Linked DNA regions of Homo sapiens: all the other regions are linked to region 1. The links are chromatin contacts, found by Hi-C or POLR2A ChIA-PET in ENCODE. All regions are on one chromosome and are shown on one strand. The core of a region is the stretch at or near the end of the contact, and the rest is flanking DNA. Distances in the headings are between cores, read along the strand shown.

Evidence for each region. Hi-C counts contacts between places; a loop is a spot of excess contacts on that map. ChIA-PET counts read pairs that join two places held with the same protein, here RNA polymerase II (POLR2A). Pooled maps may share reads with other maps.
Region 2: a loop to region 1 is called in a pooled map, with 3 times the contacts of the local background. The contact joins the promoter of TTC13 here to the enhancer-like site in region 1. A Hi-C loop is called at or near these places in 2 of 37 single-sample maps with no recorded cell type and 2 of 50 pooled maps.
Region 3: a loop to region 1 is called in a map with no recorded cell type, with 4 times the contacts of the local background. The contact joins the promoter of GNPAT here to the enhancer-like site in region 1. A Hi-C loop is called at or near these places in 1 of 37 single-sample maps with no recorded cell type and 1 of 50 pooled maps. POLR2A ChIA-PET finds 5 or more read pairs at or near these places in 1 of 52 experiments (activated naive CD4-positive, alpha-beta T cell).
Region 4: a loop to region 1 is called in a map with no recorded cell type, with 3 times the contacts of the local background. The contact joins two enhancer-like sites. A Hi-C loop is called at or near these places in 3 of 37 single-sample maps with no recorded cell type and 3 of 50 pooled maps.

What each region holds. Positions count from the first base shown.
Region 1 is chr1:232,589,124-232,592,569 of GRCh38, forward strand. All of the region lies in intron 1 of SIPA1L2 (signal induced proliferation associated 1 like 2), which reads right to left. Among named protein-coding and RNA genes, the nearest start is that of SIPA1L2, 39 kb to the right of the region's middle. RefSeq lists an enhancer at 1,831-2,331. Within about 2 kb of position 1,753, at least 7 of the 41 ENCODE cell types and tissues checked have a DNase peak (open chromatin) inside an H3K27ac peak, as active enhancers do.
Region 2 is chr1:230,976,929-230,980,374 of GRCh38, forward strand. It overlaps TTC13 (tetratricopeptide repeat domain 13), which reads right to left and starts at 1,933. Exons shown (of 23, transcript NM_024525.5): 1 at 1,632-1,933. The coding sequence starts at 1,902. It overlaps ARV1 (ARV1 fatty acid homeostasis modulator), which reads left to right and starts at 2,166. Exons shown (of 6, transcript NM_022786.3): 1 at 2,166-2,351. The coding sequence starts at 2,178. RefSeq lists silencers at 1,248-1,537, 1,558-1,817 and an enhancer at 2,098-2,397.
Region 3 is chr1:231,239,321-231,242,766 of GRCh38, forward strand. GNPAT (glyceronephosphate O-acyltransferase) reads left to right here and starts at 1,892. Exons shown (of 16, transcript NM_014236.4): 1 at 1,892-2,136. The coding sequence starts at 2,059. It overlaps FSAF1 (40S small subunit processome assembly factor 1), which reads right to left and starts at 1,855. Exons shown (of 7, transcript NM_152379.4): 1 at 1,704-1,855. The coding sequence starts at 1,821. RefSeq lists enhancers at 1,585-1,924, 1,905-2,794.
Region 4 is chr1:233,672,265-233,675,710 of GRCh38, forward strand. It overlaps KCNK1 (potassium two pore domain channel subfamily K member 1), which reads left to right. Exons shown (of 3, transcript NM_002245.4): 3 at 1-250. Among named protein-coding and RNA genes, the nearest start is that of MIR4427, 50 kb to the left of the region's middle. Within about 2 kb of position 1,592, at least 4 of the 41 ENCODE cell types and tissues checked have a DNase peak (open chromatin) inside an H3K27ac peak, as active enhancers do.

The DNA.
Region 1 (3,446 bases), core at 503-3,002:
AAAAGAATTTGAGACATAAAGCAGGTGAGCTAAAATTTCCTCACCATCGGGTGACAAAACGCAGTTTCATTTCAATTCATTAAGCCAAATACGTATTCACTGAGGTTTCTCTTTAGGGTCAGACAATGATTAAACTATTTAAACATTTGGATCTCCATTAATCTTCCATCAATTTCCCAAATGACTAGTCTTGTGTAACACTACGGTAACACAGTATGTAAATTCACCCAGTTAGCTCACTGGTACTTGTATACTCTCCCAAATCCACTAACATTCACTACATTGTCTTTTGCCACCATTGGCTGAGAGGCTTCTCACTGAATTATTGATTTTCTGCCAATTAATTACCATAGTTAAGATTCAGTTGAGCTTCTCTTCGCAGAAATTCTTTTTTCCAATCTCACTTCTCTTGTACCCTTTGGAGTCTGTTGGGGAATCAAAATAATTGGTAACCTAAGGATAAGATACTGAGTTCTAAAAATATCCTTGGCATAACTTACAAATAACTCAGTTGTCAGACACTTAAATGGGCAAAGCACTGTTCTCCAGTGGATTCCACACTTGGATGCTTTTCAGCTGATCTTCCCTCAACTCTCTGTCAACAACTTTACTACAGGAATCTAAGACAAATCCATTTTACTGAACCCAGGGGAAAACTGATAAGTGCATTCACATATAGGCTCCTGTTTAGAAAAATGGCATGCTTGAGGTATAAGAACTATAAAAAAGAAAAAAGAATCTCCTTATCTATAGTAAGGCATATGCGTTTCAGGAAAGGAAACACAACTTCTAATTCCTGAAACAATACTTGCACAACTAAACAGACACTTCCTGCAGCAGTTCAGAAACCATCCAGCCAAGGAGGACGAATCACAGAACAGGAAGTCATCGCTCTATCTCAAGTCAAGGGTTCCTCTGAGGGCTTCCAGAGCCCACTGGAGTGTGCCTGCAATCCAGCAACGCAATCCGGGAATTCCATCTCTCCTATCCTCTTCCCCACAAGGGAAGTCAAGTCCCCAGACACCTTGCTGGAGCACATCATGGAACAGACAGTCCTCACCTCCCCAATTCCCACAGTCTCTCACCTCCACCTCCAGGGCCCTCCCACGCAGGCTACACAAAACCCCTCAAGAGTTTATCTCAAGATGCCCCATAAAAATGACTCTTGACTTTATTTCTCTAAAAGGTGTGTGTCACCAATTGCGCAGTGAGATTCAATAAAGCTCCATTTATTTTTGTATACAACTTGAGTCTGAAGAAAGTAAATAAATTAAACCAAACTTAATAAAGTTGAAGGAGAAATAAGAAATTTAACTCAGTGATAGCACCAGCATTTTAACAAGACTGCTGGAAGAAAGTGAGCTGGAGTTCATACACACTGTTTTCTGGAAAGCAGAGGGTATGGAGGAGAAACACAGTGGACCTGATGTCACATGCTGATTCAGACCCTAGCTCTCGGGCCCTACCTACTTCCTGAACGGGAACATGGCTTAGAGAAGCACATGGCATTGGGCCTCGCCCATGCAACCAGCCACACACAAATTAGTTCCATCCCTGCATTCCTCCCAATATCTCTACCACCATAAAAAAACAAAAAAAGGAAAAAAAAAATTGTCCTGCAGTGAAAGAATATGAGATCTTCCAACTAACTGCAGACCAAAGTCAGTCATATCGAACAGTGAATTCTTTACCATGCATTAGACAAAAGAAACTGGATTAGAGAAGTGACTCTAAGAGAGAAATGAAACCCACCCCATCAACCTAAAATGCAGACAATACAAACAGGAAGGACTGTGCTTTGTAAGAGTTTCCTCAACATAGTTTACAGCAAACAAAAGGGAATAAACCTTGGTCAAGTTAAAGGGCTGGTTAACGGAAAGCCGGGTAAATCAGAACACGGCTGATTTCAAGGTGTGTGCCCATTTTCCGGAGTGCAGCCAACACAGGGGAGCAGTGATGAGTGCTCACCGTCTCTCTTGGCCTTACTGACCTCCAGCACCCTATCTGAAAATAGCAGCCCACATAGGAACAATGACAAAACAGCCAAAAAGCATTTAAATGGAAAGAGTTAGTTAAACAAAAATTAGTAACTCGGCCTATTACAAAAATAGTTCACATGTGATTCCCTATTTCCTTGACCAAATTGGAAAATAATTTAGCTGTTTATATTTCAGAGAGAAGATCAACACACACAGGTACTCGAGTACTGACATTTCCATATTGGTCATGACGGGATCAGTCCTGTAAGGTTTGCTACTCATGAGTACTGTGCTGCCCATTACCTGTTCTACACCAAACCCAGCTCCTCCCTGGGTCTGCCGAGGATGGGCAGTGGAGCCCTTGGGCCAGGAGCCCCCACCAGGGCCAGGAATGTGGCTGCCTCTGGCTGGTCTCCAGGGAGGATGAGGTTTAACCTTTAACCCAGAATGGCATAGCCATCTGGCACCTCTGCCTTTTGTTGTGTGTTGCCTTTAAGCTCTCTCTTCAGGCCTTGTGATGCAGTTTACTGACTGGCAAGGTTTTCTCTCAGTTTTCTAGTCTCCTTAGTGAGGCCATGTTAGGGCAGAGTCTAAGAAAATCAAAAAGATGCGGTACCTTATGACAAGGAGAGAGGAAAATGCTTCCGAGCCCTTGTACCAATAAACTCCTGACCAAGGAGTCAGTGAACGGAGGTTGCTCTACTTCAAAATCCAGTTTATCCCAGCCCAAGAGGAACTCTTGTTCCTCACTTCTTATGTTCTAATTTTTAATTTACTAGAACTGGCTGAGACTCTTGCTTAAAAAAATAAGAACACAGTTGAAATGGCAACAGCCTAAGCCTGTAAGTGCCGCCTGCCATCATAAAGGGCCACTTCTATGGGTGCTTCTAGTGGGACTGAGCCCTTATGTCCCTTTTTTTCCCACTAATCACTCTTAGGAAGGGGCTACCAGAATAAGAAAAAGAAGGAAAACGTGACTGAATTATCCATTGCCACTATTTTACTACTAAAAATAAACTACCAGAGAAAAGAGAGGAAAAAAATATAAAGTTATCAATTCTTACACACACACACTTACTTAGAGGCTGTCTGAAAGCAAGAGGAATATTTAGCACAGACATTTGCAGACACTTACCGTCAGAATTAAAATGGGAAGCTGCATAGATAGAAGTCACTGAATAATTAGCCATGAAGACAATTTTCCTCCGCTATCTGCCAGATACAATTTCTTTCACTCCATCTCCAGAGGTAAACACATCTCAACTGGTATAGCTGAATGAGACCACCTGCCACTTGGTTTGCAAAGGTTCTTAATTTGGGGTAAAATTGTAGCCACCTAAAATGTTCAGATCTAAAAATACAAGTATTCTTTTATAAATCAAGTCTGTTGATCTTAAATCAAATTAACTCTGGTTTATATGTGAAAATAAAATAAAAAACTGATTTATCATGTAGTCTATACACTCC
Region 2 (3,446 bases), core at 683-3,182, 1.6 Mb before region 1:
GCCAGTGAGCACCACATGAGCAAAGGAGAAAGGGAAATTTACCCAACATGCACCATATGCAAGTAAATACTTCAGATGTGGTTTGCCTACCTACAACCACTTAATGGTTAGGACAAAGGCTTTGTCTGGAGCCCGACTTCATGGGTTCCTCCTTTGGCAGCTGTGGGATCTCAAGAAGATGACAATTTCACTATGTTTCAGTTTGTTCATCTGAGAAAATGAGCCACCATCTAATGAGGTGGTTATTGTTTTTCTGATAGACTAATATACTAGGCTCATAGACCTAAAGCACTTATAACAGCACCTGGCATACAGCAAGCACTCAATATATGTCGGCTACTTCTCATTTCCCTCACAGCACCCTCGTGAGGAAAATAAAACCCCACAATTAGGTGAACAGTGTTTTCCACTTACAGAGGAGGCATTTTACAAAGACAGGTAATTCACTTGCTCAGAGATACAGAAAGTGACAGAGGTAAGTAAATGCCATTCTTTCTCCACCGTGCAAGGCTGGCCGTGTTACTTACGCCGTTACCAGCTAAGGCCTACCGCAAAATAAAAAAGTCACAAACCTCTCAGTGAGTGACACTTCCTCAAGGAAGTCAGACTGTACTAAAAGGAAATCAGATTGTGCTAATCTTGACGTCTCATCTCAACTAAAAAAAAAAGGTATTGTTTTCCCAGGTACACAATGCCGAAGAAAACCACTGCCAAGTCTTAAAAGCAACCATCTCCCAGTGGGTTCGGTAGACCCCGGTCCTTCCCAAAGCAAGCCATAAGGGAACTCACATAGAGAAGGGGGAAAGAGAAAGGGAGGAGATTGATGGGTAAAAAGACCCACGACAGAACTTCAAAACAAAAAAATGTACACACGTATTTTGTCCCAGAGGCATCTGCTATGATTTATTAAACTGAAGCCAATAGCGCCCATTCTTAATGAATGAGCTGGCGTAGCTCCAATACACACACGGCACTGACACACAGGCTCAAGGCCTGCAGGGGCCTTTTTTCCCTCTGGGAGACACCTGACAGATCGCAGGTTGATCTTAAACAACTGGAAGCAAGATGTCAACGAGCAGATAAGATGGGCTTGCTCTTTTTTTCCATTCCAGGGATCCAATTTTTAGGAACTGTTGTATACGAGACATTAACCCGGGAGGTCAGGAAGCCTGATTTCCAGGCCTAAGATGTGCCAGGCGTCTCCCTCCGGGGGCGGGCTCCGCAAGCCGCCGGGCTGGTTGCTCGTCCGCCCGCCCCTCCCTCGCCCCTTCGGCATCCTCGGGAGGCCGGCGGCGGGAACAGGGCTGCCCCGGGCCACCTGCCATCTCCTCCGCCACCCTTCCAACAGTTGCTTCAGACTCAGGAGAGAGGCCGCCCTGGCCCCAGGAGCATGCTGTCAGCTCATTTCTCGACTCGCCGCCCTGCCCAAAGGCGGCTGCAGGAGGGCGCGCGGCGGCGTGGGTGGCAGCGGCGGGAAGCTGCCCGCCAGGACCCCTGGCCGAGCCGGCTCCCGCGGATCGCGCGCCGCAGCCGGAGGCGTGAGGCCCGGGCGACCCGTACCCCGGCCCGGGACCCCAGCCCCGCTGCCCCGCCGCCCCGGCCGACTCGGACGCCCGCCGCCGCCCACTCACCGCCGCACTCGGCAGAGTACTGGTCCCCCCAGTCCCCGGACTGCGGGCTGCAGCCGCCGCCGCCCGCCGGGGCCTCCTGCTGCTGCCGGTGCTGCAGCTCCTGCTTGAGCAGGGAGAGCGGCGAGTAGTGCTCGGTGGCCAGGGCGCCTGGCCGCAGCCCGGCGGACAGGACCCCCAGCAGCAGCAGCAGCAGGACACGCCGGGCGGCGCCCGCGGCGGCCACAGCGCCGCCCCAGAAGCAGCAGCAGCAGCAGCAGCCGGCAGGTGCCATCTTCCCTCAAGGCGCATGCGCGACAGCCCTTGCCCGGCTCTCAGGCCTCCCCGCCTCTAACCTACGGCGGGCAGGTGGACCGTGGCAAGGGGGCGGGACAAGGGGAGAAGCATTGTGTGCTGGGAATGGTAGTCCCAGCTCGGCCAGCCCGGGGCCGCCTTGCCGGTGCCGGGACTACGAATCCCAATAAGCCCGCGCGGCGCAAGTCTTCCGGTCTGGCGTCTGACGTCTTACCCTCCACAGAATCGGAAGTTCTGGACTGCAGTTGAGTGGAAATGGGCAACGGCGGGCGGAGCGGCCTGCAGCAGGGGAAGGGGAACGTGGATGGGGTGGCAGCGACTCCTACTGCTGCCTCGGCCTCCTGCCAGTACAGGTGCATCGAATGCAACCAGGAGGCCAAAGAGTTGTACCGAGACTATAACCACGGTGTGCTGAAGATAACCATCTGTGTGAGTTGTCAGGTGTGGGGTGCCCTTGAGAAGAAAATGGCGCGGCGGGATTTGGGGACCGCGAGGAGCAGGGTCCTCTGATACAGTCTTTAGTTCGGTAGTTGACATTCCCGCCCGGGATCTTTGCATGAATATCTGTACTGATAGAGAACTCAGCTACCCGACAGCGCTTTTCTCATACTGGGGCATATTTGGGTGATATGACCTAAGCCGGCGAACGGACCGGACCGACAGACAGAGGTAGATGTGGGCATTTTGCAGAGAAATTTAAAGATCAATTAGGTTGACATTTTGGTTCATGCCAAAGCTACTTCCTTCTAGCTCTTCTCCCTTTGACAGAGAGATGGTACCATCCTTACCCTCCACAACCCATGTTGAATTCACCTACGATGCTTTTTAAAGGTTTCATCAATTGTCGTTATTGGATGTCTACGGTGTACAAAGCACTATGCTAGACGTTGGTGGTACAAAACCCAAAAGTGAGGAAGTAAAAATTCTCATTTCAAGGTGTTCGTAGAATACCTTGAACTTTCTGATGATTTTCCATCTCAGAGTTAAGGCCCGAATCCCTGAACTGGCTTATAAGGCCCTATGGAGTCTCCTGCTACTCTTTCCCTTCTTTATTTTACGGCAGAGAGAATAATCTTATGTTTAAAGAGTCTACAAAGTTGGAGGTTCTTTGGGGGTATTAATTAGCAAAGAACCTGTCACAGAATAGACAGTACATTTTTGTCCCATTTCAGATCTTGTGATTTTCTAATCTCTTTAGTAAATTATGGTCTGTAGTAATATACAAGAGAATTGACAAACTGAGTGTATACCTGTATAATCTGCCAACCACATAACGTTCTGATGCATACAACCTCAATTTCCTGTTCCTCTCTCAAGTACTTTCCCTCTTTTGTCAAAATGTCAACCCTTGTTAAATCCAACATATTGCCTGGTCTTGTCCCTGTACCCATGCAGCAGTACGTTGCTGGGGAAAAACAAATTTGTGACGATTAACCTCATATAGGCCTTTCATGATTTCTGGCAATCTTATTTCGGTTTTTTTTTTCTTTCTTTCTTTCTTTTTGAGATAGAGTTTCCCTCTGT
Region 3 (3,446 bases), core at 642-3,141, 1.3 Mb before region 1:
TTTGTTTTCTTTCAAATAAGTGTATTTGCAAAATGCAGAGAATCCAAAATGTAGTCATCTTTTCCTAGGTAACTATGTCTTTGACCCTTATTAGCACAATCACTTTAGTCTCCACTTTGGTTCCTACTCAAAGTGTCATCACAGCAATAGTCCCCAGGGCTGGTAATCCCAATTGGCTTTATACTAAAAATATCAGGCACTGCAGCCACTGTTTCTTTTTAACACTTTCTGGGTTACAGGAACATGGAATAGTCTTCCTATTTTCTTTCACAGTTAGGAATTAAGATGAACCTAAGACAACTGGCTCAATTTGAATGCCTTTGTTTTCTATTAATTCCTCTTTCTATATTTCACTTGTTGAAGCTCTGACCAGTCACCTGAAAGTTCTAACCAGAATCCTAGGCATCCTTACTCACATGTATTACAAATACCACAGAGCTCTCTAAATTACCAGCTGCTGATTTATGCTTGCTACTATTTGCTTAATCTTTTATACAATAAACATTTAAGAGCCAACTAAACTTTGGCATTAAGGATATAAAAATGAATAGACACATTCAATGCCTTCAGAGCTCCTACCATGATTTCCAGCCTGTGTTGACATGAACTATATTATTTTGCAGAATAGTCTTTTCCTCTAGATTTTAAACTTCTCAAGGTCAGAGACTAAGTCTTCTCTGTCCTCCAATATGTCCAAGGGCACAGAAATGCTAGTTAATACAAGCATGGGGTCTGGGGCTAGAATCAGAACCCAGGCTCTGCAAAAATTACCAGTCAGACAACCTGCATCAGGTTTCATGAACTTCTAGTACTTGTTTCTACATCTGCAATCATGGATTTATGACAGTGTCTATTTCATGAAGTTGAAAATTAAATGAGCAAATACACGAAAAGCATGTGCTATATGGCAAGTTCTCAACAGTTTTAACTATTATTCCTACTGTTTAGGTGAACTTAGAATTTTGAGCAGTCATTCCAAAATAAAAATAGCTTTTAAAATATCACGCTGTAAATTTAAGAAATGTGTGTTGTCCTGAAATCTAATGATTTTCTTTGGTGCATGTGCAAAGGGTGTCACCTTCTCCCGGGAAAGCTCTTCAGAGTATGAGGCACTGTCTTCCTACTGACATGCCATGCGACTTTAATAGGCTCTTTTATTTTCCTTTTCCCCCATCAAGACAAAGAACGGAGAGTAAAAGATCAGCGCACTTGTTTAAAAAAAAAAAAGTCGTGAAAAGGACAACTCGCCAAGGACTATGATGTCTCTGGAGAGGGACACACAAGGATGAAGCTGGTGTATTATCCAACAGGCCCGAGGCCCCAGAGCGAAATGACACCATCGCACCAGGGTCAGGCAGGTCTTGGGGGTGGCATGGGGAAAGGGGACTTCCCAGGGCTCAAGAAAACGTGGAAAAGCGGGCTACTTTTAAATCGGAAAGCCTTGGTGCTTCCTACAAGCAAGTAGGATGGTCCCCACACTTGGGGACGAGTTGGAAGGTTTGATGAATAACTCAGCAGAGCCCGGTCGAGGGGTGACTTCCGATGGAGAAATGTGTTCGCTACTGGAACCAGGTGGGACGAAGGGTGCTTGACATGCAAGAACCTTTAGCCTCAAAGCAGAGGCCAACCCAGGACGGGCAACACAGGAGACCCACGTTCCTCAAATCTGTTCTCCACGTGGGCTCCTGGGACCCCGCACTCACCAAAGTCGTAAAGGTTCTGGAGCAGAGCGTCAAGAAGTGTCGGAGAACTGGGAGGCGTGGAGGACCCCGGCCCTTGCTCCTGCGACATTGTGGGGTCAGCCGAGGAATCAACCCTCATTCTGCCGCGCTGCACCCCCGCTTCCGGGTTCCGCGACTGCGCGCATGCGCTGCAGGGCCCTGCGCGGCTTCCGTCCTGGCTGAGATGGCGGCGCCCGGGATCCTGTGTAGCGGCTGCAGAGGGTGCCGCCGCCCTAGGCGAAGTAGGGCCGTCCTGAGCGAAAGAACCGCCCCCAGCAGGAGCACCACCACGGCTTAGCAAAGAATCCCAGACCCCGCCCGGGAAGGCAGCCGCACCATGGAGTCTTCCAGTTCATCTAACTCTTATTTCTCCGTTGGCCCAACCAGTCCCAGCGCTGTCGTGCTCCTCTACTCGGTAGGCGCCCAGGGAAAAGAGGCCCAGAGCGGAGCCGCGCGAAATAGTACCCCTTTCTCCCAGTCCCTATTCCTCCGGCCCACCACCCTTGCCCAAAAGAGCTGGCCCCTAGGCTCCCGAGGAGGGGTTAGTTGGTTGGATTGGTTTCCAGGACAACAGTGTATCGCTGTGTGTCTGTGTGTGCATGCTTTTGGAAGTTTCTACGGATTATGGTTCCTTTGGTTCCTTTCCACTTTTTCCTTCTCTTTCTTTCTATCAGGCCCTGGGGCCTTCAGAAAGCTCCTGGACACGAGAATGAGGAATGAGAATTGGAGTCTCCCCATCTCTAGCGAGGGCATGTCGAGCTACCTTTTGGGCAAACCTGAGAAACTTGCGGGTTTGACCCGCCCTGAGATAGCCTGTGGCTCCGCACCCCGCCCTATGCTGCTGTTATATTCCTGGGAGTAGAGCACTTGGCTTGTATGTGGGAATAGAGTTTTAAACACTTCAGGAAAATTTAGAACTTCTAGACATTTTTATTGCCTGTTCTTGTCTTCCAGTCATTATTGTACCTTTTCCACAAATCATTTTGGAGGACAGCCAGCGCCACCCAGCTTCTCTCCCGCTTGTCTTTTTTTCCTCCAACCCCCTCTTCCTCTCTTGGTTTTAACGGGTCTTTTTGGCTGGCAGATGTTGGTCACCCACGATTTTCATGAAGAAATTATGAGATGGGAGCTTTATAGCCTTCAGGATTGCACAGACCTGGGGCAACTGGTTTGGTTTTTGTTTGTTTCTTGTTGTTTTTAACCACTAAATTAGTTTTTAGCTACTTTAGGAGAAAATGAAAGAATTCATTTTAAAAGCATATTAGCATATCCTGGTGATTACTGTCCAATTTTGGCTTAAATGTAGTGTTCATTTGTGCAGAAAGGTCAAAACAGGGATAACACAGCAGAGCAAGATAAACACCCCAGTTTTGAAAGAGAATATATGGGTTCCTTCAAATTGAGACACCAATATTCTTTGGAACATGGAGAAACTTCTGTTCCCTCTCTATCAAGACCTTTCGGTTTCTGATTGCTAACTGCCTATAAGCCTTATTATTTAGATATATCTCTTCATTGATCTTATCTTCCCCACAGTTCTGTGGTGGATATCAACTTTGTTTTCTGACTCTGCTACTCCAGAGCAGGCACGAAGGGAAGAGGGTTGCTGTGCAGATCCAGCTTTTAACATGTAGCTTTTTAAGCTCCCAACTGGTTTGTGAATTGGTTGGAATTTTCCTTTTGTACATTAAAGGAAGGAGTTGGTTTTGTTTGTTTGTTTGTTTG
Region 4 (3,446 bases), core at 342-2,841, 1.1 Mb after region 1:
ACCCTCTTGCGATAGAATGGTGTCAGATGTCTAACATGTTTATAAACATTTTTTTGAATTGAACAGGTTATGAAAAGGATTTATTAAAAGGTTAAGATACTTTGTTTTGAAAGTACATTGTGATTTGCAGCCACCTAGCACTAAAGCATAGAACTTAAACACGAATCCCTAAATGAACAGATTATGTTACATTAATCTGAGAATTTTAAATTTAGAAGCTAAAATAAATAAAAATCACAGCTGGTTGTAATCTTATGCTTTCATATATCAGAAGTGTGCCTCTATGTAGAATATATATACATATGTGTGTGTATATACATATATATATGTATGTATATATATACATATGTATATATATATATATGTGTGTATATATATATATATATATACGTATATATATATATATAGTCCTTCATAGAAAACATAAAGGTCACATTTAGATGACGTACACAGGATACTATTATATTAAGGATTTTAGAAAAGAAAATGAGAAAGCCCCTGTGTGATAATGAATGTCCACTGACCCCCGCAATGGAGCCTTACCTCCCATGGGTGGCTGCCCAGGAGTTGGTGGTTGAGGGGCTGGTAAAAATCAGTGCAAAATCAGCGCCCTCTGATGAGCCAGCCAAGCACTTTGATCGCGGGCCAGTCTCCTGACAGTGGGTCACTCGCTCAGTAACCTTCTACCTTCTGTACCATGTGCTGCCATGAGTAAATTATTACCAACTGCAGGGCAAAGGGAAAGCATCCCCTTACCCTTCGGAAGATTTGCTGAAAAATCAACTCACAAAAAGGCAGATTAATGAGAAAAGGCATACACATTTATTAACTACCATGCACACAGAAAGAATTACAGAGTGATTGTCCAATATCTCAATAGGGGTTCACATGCTTAAATATCTTACTGATTAGAGGACAGGGAGATGGAAAAATATAGGTGATTTTAGAGGGATAGTATATGATTTTTAGAGGAATCCAAGTGTGCTGCCCCGTAAGCATATTTCCTCCCTGCTGACCATGTCCCTGCAATAGAAGACTGCTGTCATGAGGCCAGATCATTGGTTAAGGGTAGAATAGAGAATCCTTGGAGAATAGAGGCATGCATCCTGCCATAACTGGATCTGCAACATTTCCGATGGTCACAAGCCTTGGTGTGGAGCAGAGTCCTGAGATGCTCATCAATATAAATCACAGAAGCTGGATTACACTTGGAGAGTGTTATTCTATTTTATGCAATGCAGGAAAAAATAATGGCTAGTTTGCTACAGCTGCTTGGCTCTAACATGAGAGGGAAGTTCAAAGTCCAGAAAATGAGGAAGTACGTGAAGAAAAACTTCTGAATCAGATGTGATTAATAAGTAATAGAGTGTAGTACTTAATTTTAGGAACTCGTTTGAATCCGCAGAGAACACATTAAACCTTAATGCCCTTCAGATTGTTGTTAATGTGAAGGGCAAAGTAGAAAAGTAGGAGCAAGTTTTGCCTCGGCCCCCACCCTAGCAGGCAGGAAAGTAAGGGAGGATGTCTTCCCCAGGGTTTCTTTTTGTCTTTGGCCGATGATGCTGCCCTTTGGTCCCCAGGGAGAAGCGAGCTTGGTCACCCAGGAGGAGCTCTGGGTCAGCCTCTCAGAGAACAGAAATTCGGCTTGCTGCAGGCATGACAAGGAGGTGGAAGATGAACAGTGTAGCTAAGCCAGAACTGACCTTGGGAACCCTTTAGTTGGAGGCGAGAGAGTGGGAAGTTGGAGGTAAAAGTGACTACTAGAGAATTCTGGGTGATGAGTACAAGCTGAACTCACTTGCTTAGCTTGAGCCTTCAAGATTGAGTTCCTAAGATGCCTGCGGAATGCCCTCAGGGTAGAACAGCAGCAGAAAGCCTTATCATTCCAGGACATGGTCCTGTGCGTGAACTTAAATGTGACACGTGTCTGGTAGGGATGTTGATTTCAAAGTAGCAGATACACTCCACGTGAGGAGAGAACACAGAGTATCTCAGAGTGGGAGTTCCTAAGCTCTCAGAAATCCAAGGGAAGAGAGACCAAGGGGTGGGAGTAGTCTCTAAATGAATCATGTAAAAGATTCCCAGGACAGATAAAGTTTAGCCCAGATCACTCCATTTATGACACTGGTTTCTTTCTATAGTAGTCATGCCACCAAGATATTTTGAAAGTATTTGTTCAAAAGTTGAAGAAGACAAGTGGGAGAAAAAAGAAACATTTTCTGAAGACAGAAATTTGGTCTGACTTCAAAAAAAATCGAGTAATGTTTAGATTACTGACATGGGGTCACTTTTTTTTTTACCTGAGAAAAAAATCACACTCATACTTTCTCCAAACCAGCTTTATGGGCCTTTTGGAAAATGAATGAGGAGATATTTACAAATCTGGAGACCTCAAGATAACGGAAATAGGCAATGCAAAACCTTCTTAACTCTTTAAAGTACACTGACCTCTTACTAAAAACAGCTATTTGTTTCAAAGAAGAAAAGTTTTAAATTGGCAGAAGCACATGTTGGAGAATTAGAACAGTATTATCTGTCTCTTATTCAGAATTCAGTGAGAGCAGAGCCTCCTGATTGTCTGGCATAATACATTTATTTTGGTATTTGTTGTTGTTAAAGCCTCCATGCTGGGAAGAGCTGTGATAAATACTGATATCCTCAATTTAGGAAGGCAGTCCCTTTAGGATGTAGTTTCAGCAATGTATATATGGCAAATTTAGAAACAAAAGTTTCTTAGCAACTTATAGTTGAAATTGAAATGAGACAGTATACCATTTACTTTATTTGACTATGCCAAGTAACTTTTTAAATCTGTCTCTGTAGCATGTTTGAGATTTTCCTATTGTGACTTTTTTTTTTATTTTGCAAGGGTCTTACATTGTGGAAATTTGGTGCATCAAAGCCTTTTGTGTGAGGCAAGATGTAAAATTGCTGAAGTCAATTTTCCTAACATCTCTCTTATCTAATATGTACTGTCAGGCAAACTCAGCTTTTTGGAGTGCAGTAAAGGACCCAGAAGTAAATAAAAATGCTTTTTAAAGTATTTTTCATGCCCTGGTAGGAAAGCACATTTAAAAAGAAGTAAGCCCTCTCTTTGCTTCACTCATGGCATACACATACTTACTTTGCACACAGTTCTAACAAAATTATTACTCTGTTTTTCCAACCCACAGAAAATAAAGGAGAGAGTTGTATTAAAAGGCAAATTTAAGACAAATTAATTCAACAGAGTTTATTTGAAATTAAAGGATTCATGAACTGGACAGCATTCAAAGCCTGAAGAGGTTCAGAGAATTTCACTGTAGCAGCAAGAGGTGTGGGGTTTTATAGGCGGAACATGCAAGCAAAGCAAAGCAATTGCTTGATTGGCTACAGCTACGTATTTGTCTTAATTGAATATGATCTACTGGAAAATCCCTGGGCTTGTTGGTGGTTTCTGACTGGTA